2 separate regions of the Homo sapiens genome follow, and region 1 is linked to region 2. Evidence: read pairs that join two places in POLR2A ChIA-PET (ENCODE). Cell type or tissue: PC-3. All regions are shown on one strand.

Region 1 (2,500 bases), 98 kb before region 2:
CCACGTTGAAAAAAAAAAGTCTCTTATTACTTGCAGCTGCCAGGTTAAGACTGGTGGAAATTAATTCAGAGCATGAAGTGTCTTAATTATAGTAGGAGTTGTATTTGCAAATTTGCTAAAAAGCCTGTATGAATGTTAAGGCATTGGTAAGATAGACTGAGGATCAGTGGGAATGGGGATATCTGGGAGGATGCACAGGACCTGGGAAACCCTGTTCCTCCATCCCCTCTGGCACACTGTCATTTCTACTTTTCCTTCTAAGGAAGCTGTTTTCCCTTAGCATGAGAAAGGTAACAGTTCGCTCTTCATTGTTGCTCACCTAATAAACAGGATTTGAATTCAACCTGGCCCAGAGGGTAAAATGCAGAATCAAGGTATGGGAAAAAATTCCGTAAAGAATTATAGAAAGTGGTCAATGAACATTATTGAAAAACTGAGTTTGGCTTTTAAGAGTGCTTAATAAAAAATTGCAGAATAGAAATTTGGATTGGGCTGAATTAATTGACATGTACACTCATTGAAAATATTGCACTCAATGGTTAAGGTCCTAAGAGTTGTTGATTGGTCTAATACAAACCTGGACCAAATGCTGGTCCATCCTCAATGAGTGTAAAAGGCCAGAGATCCCTAGGAATCATCTAGAGGAAGACAGGAACGTTATACTTCTATCAAGCATAATGTCAGTCTACCACTGACACTCTTTTTCTTGTCATAAAGACAAGATCGGAGAGGGAAGCTCATTAGGAATGATAGTGGGAGGGGCTGTAATTGAAATGCAATCTTTGACCTCAGTCAGATAGGGAGTATGTTAAGTGTGGACTTTTTACCTGCAAGAAACAACATAGATGTGGCCATTATAAAAGCCAACAGGAAAAGGATGGTGATAACACCTCTGGGAGTGATCTGACATCCGGAAGCCTCTGACTATGTTTATTCATTATGGAGATCCCAAGAATTAAGTCAAGAAAATGTCAGGTCTGGCAAAAAAACAGATCTGTCTTGAGTTGTAGTGAGAAAATGTGGCCTCTCGCCAAATTCTCAGAAGTGAGTCACTTCATAAAATGAGGGCCTTTTAAGTGAGAAGAAAACCACACCTCAAAAAAAGAGCTCTACAATATGTCATACATGATACTCTAACACCTAGGCTTTCCCAAATGAACCTGTAACCAATTTTCCTGGAATAATATGCACTGGGAAAAAGAAGCACCCACAGCCTTTGGTATTATTGATTGCCAATTTTAAGTTACAGTAATTCCAAAAGACCCAGGAAATCACTCTAGTCAGCCTCAGAGTAGGCACCCATGAGGGCCAGGAGATAGAGGTGCTTCCCCCGCCCCTTTGAGACAGGGTCTCACCTTGTCACCCAAGAGTGAGTTTGGTGGTGCGATCTTGGCTCACTGAGCCTAGACCTCCCCAGGCTCAGGTGATCCTCCCACCTCAGCTTCTTGCGTAGCTGGGACTACAGGCACATGCTACCATGCCTGGCTAATTTCTGCATTTTTTGTAGAGATGGGGTTTTGCCATGTTGTCCAGGCTGGTCTCAAACTCCTGGACTCAAGCAAACAACCCACTTGGCCTCCCAAAGTGCTAGGTGATAGAGTTTTGATGTGACTTTGTATCATCGTAGGCAGAATTTGGCCCAGAACCCACCTTGTGATTTTCACCAGTCTCCAGTGCAGTGTTAGAATGAACATACTTAGTAGGCCGGGCGCAATGGCTCACGCCTGTAATCTCAGCATTTTGGGAGGCCGAGGCGGGCAGATCATGAGGTCAGAAGTTCGAGACCAGCCTGGCCAATATGGTGAAACCCCATAACTACTAAAAAAAAAAAAAAAATACAAAAATTATCCAGGCATGATGGTGCCGGCCTGTAGTCCCAGCTACCCGGGAGGCTGAGGCAGAAGAATCGCTTGAACCTGGGAGGCAGAGGTTGCAGTGAGCCAAGGTCGCGCCACTGCACTCCAGCCTGGGCAACAGAGCAAGACTCCATCTCAAAAAAAAAAAAAAAAAAAAAAAGAATGGGATTCCCATTAGGCTTTCAGACAGTAAATAATGGCTACAACAGAGGAAGGCCCAAGTGGAAGCCACTGAAGGCCCCCTGCCCATACAAAGCAGAAAATCAAAAACAACGCTCTATCCTATGAAGAAAATAGCAGATTAGTCTCATCACAGATAAGAAAGACACAGATATGTTGATTCCTGTCATACCTCCTTTTAATGCTCCAGTTTTGCCAGTAAAAAAATTTAAAAAATAATAAAATAAAATAAATTGATGGGTCTTGGGGAATAGCCATGGAATGTTACGACTAAATCAGATGGTGACTTTCACTGTGTGTGTTGTCTTCTAAGTTTGGTCCCCTTGCTGAGGCAAATCATTACAGTCATGGTATTTGGCATGTAGATGCCAGTCTAGAGTAGGGGCTGGCAAGCTTTTTCCTAAAGGGCCAGATAGTAAGTATTTTAGGCTTTCAAGCCAGCTGGTCTCTGTCACAACTACTCA
Region 2 (2,500 bases):
GAACCAAGGAAGGGCAGGAGGGGGCTGGGGTTAGGGTAGAAGGAAGGGGCCATGGAGAAGGGAGATCCATCCCATAGGAGGAAGGCAGTGCGGCAGGGAGGTTTGAAGGTATCAGCTTTTGTGGCTGACATACATGCAGTCATGTCAATTGCTCGTTTTTCCTTTTCCATCTTATTAAATGTCTTCCAACGTTAGCACGAAGAAAAGCTATTTGCAGTGTTGCCAGCCTTTCCAGAGCCCGTCCCCATTACCTCCCCAGGCCCATGCCTTTACTCCTTGGAGTTTCAACTCACGACCTTCAGGATCTGACTTTATTCACCAACTCTGGGGTGAACGTACCTTCTGTCTCCACCCAGAGGTCTCTATCAAAGAGGAGATTGCATGCCATGGATAAAGTCAAAGTAGAGGTGACTGTCCTTAGGAAGAGTAATGTGAAAATTCATAAACTGGGATTCTGTTTACATTTTGTACTCCAGGGGTTCTTAGTTTAAATCGCTCTGAATAAATTAAGATGCAATGGCATTTCAACTGTTATGATTAAATTTACAAATCATTTATTTTCTATCACGGGGAGAGATAGAGCTCCAAATGCAAACATAACTGCTCAAGTGTTAACACTTATAATGAAAACATAAGAATTACCACCAACTACCCTGGGGGCTAGAAGCAGAAATGTGAACCAGAAAACAAATCATGAACTTTCCTTTTTTTTTTTGAGATGGAGTCTCGCTCTGTTGCCCAGGCTGGAGTGCAATGGTGCGATCTCGGCTCACTGCAACCACTGCCTCCCGGGTTCAAGCAATTCTCCTGCCTCAGCCTCCTGAGTAGCTGGGACTACAGGCATGCACCACCACGCCTGGGTAATTTTTTGTATTTTTAGTAGAGACAGGGTTTCACCGTATTAGCCAGGATGCTCTCGATCTCCTGACCTCGTGATCTGCCCGCCTCGGCCTCCCACCGAAGTGCTGGGATTACAGGCATGAGCCACTGTGCCCGGCCAACAAATCATGAACTTTCTAACTGCAGTTCCTTGTAGCTTGTTAACACATCCACTTACTTATTGTCAGAGTACGTGGAGATTTTCCACAACCCTCGGGGATAAGGCTGAACAGAAGAGGCAAAAACGTGAAAACATTTCGATAGCTCCTATACTTTGAAATAAAATTCACTGTAAAAGTTGCTTGTATTTTTCCAAAACAGAGTCAACCCTTAATATTTAAGATTCTGTATACAAATACATATTTTTATATAATTAATATATATTGTCATATGACATATATCTTTATATTAATATGCATGCATATAATATATATTTCCTTCCTAATTTTCTATAAGCAATTTTACAAGACTGACTTCTATTTGCCTCCTTATTGTTACTACGTGGTTTGATAATCCGTTTTGTGTCATTGTGATTCTGTCATGTTTTGGGGACTTATTTTTGTTTCTCTGGGTGGTCACTAGTTTTTTTAAAGCATTCATGGAAGAGTGTGAATCTTTTACAAGCTAGGAAGCCATGGCAAGCCTTGGGTCATACTGCCCCCGCGAGGCCACATTGGCAAACCAGCAAGGGTGTTCAACTTCCAGACTTGGCCATGGAGAAGACACACGAGGAGGCTTTTCACATTCAGCTCTTTAATGTTTGTCTCTGCCGGCACCATCCCAGTTGTGAAAAAGAGGTATTTCCACAGCGGCTCAGGGTAGGTAGTGCACAGCTCACATTCATCATTTCTGAAAACCGAGAGGAGTCTCCATTCGGGGTACAGGTTGATGCCTGTCGTGGAATGAAGGTTCCAACACCCAGACCAATCTCTGCAGTGTGCTGCTCTCATGAGCTTGCAACAAGATCAGAAAATGTTTTGTGACTAAGCATTTTTCATATTGCATAAAATGCTTCAAGCTCCTCCCTTGTTTCTCTCTATAATCCTGTATATCTGATGATTGTGGGTACCAAGTGTTTGAAATAATCAAATGTGATTTGATGTTGGTAAATTTCTTTTTTTTTTTTTTTTTACTTCTATTTTTTTTATTATACTTTAAGTTTTAGGGTACATGTGCACATTGTGCAGGTTAGTTACATATGTATACATGTGCCATGCTGGTGCGCTGCACCCACTAACTCGTCATCTAGCATTAGGTATATCTCCCAATGCTATCCCTCCCCCCTCCCCCCACCCCACCACAGTCCCCAAAGTGTGATATTCCCCTTCCTATGTCCATGTGATCTCATTGTTCAATTCCCACCTATGAGTGAGAATATGCGGTGTTTGGTTTTTTGTTCTTGCGATAGTTTACTGAGAATGATGGTTTCCAATTTCATCCATGTCCCTACAAAGGACATGAACATAGCAAAGACTTGGAACCAACCCAAATGTCCAACAATGATAGACTGGATTAAGAAAATGTGGCACATATACACCATGGTAAATTTCTTTATCATTCGCACTCTCCTTTCTCTATTATTGTTATTGTAACTGAACCGCAGATTAGTCACTCATTGCTT

Evidence for each region. Peaks named below come from ENCODE experiments on the same cell type or tissue, not always from the same donor. Only the 100,000 strongest peaks of a DNase experiment are listed, where the experiment ranks them.
Region 1: POLR2A ChIA-PET joins it to region 2 with 5 read pairs; 8 of 35 experiments call an interaction of 5 or more read pairs at or near these places.

What each region holds. Positions count from the first base shown.
Region 1 is chr3:46,279,275-46,281,774 of GRCh38, forward strand. No RefSeq gene overlaps it. Among named protein-coding and RNA genes, the nearest start is that of CCR3, 38 kb to the left of the region's middle. In PC-3, no CTCF peak of the experiment used is centred here; a DNase peak (open chromatin) is centred at 1,027.
Region 2 is chr3:46,377,009-46,379,508 of GRCh38, forward strand. The region is part of intron 2 of CCR5AS (CCR5 antisense RNA); the gene reads right to left. Among named protein-coding and RNA genes, the nearest start is that of CCR5, 7.3 kb to the left of the region's middle. RefSeq lists a silencer at 1,498-1,607. In PC-3, a CTCF peak has its summit at 1,544 (motif pointing left); a DNase peak (open chromatin) is centred at 1,543.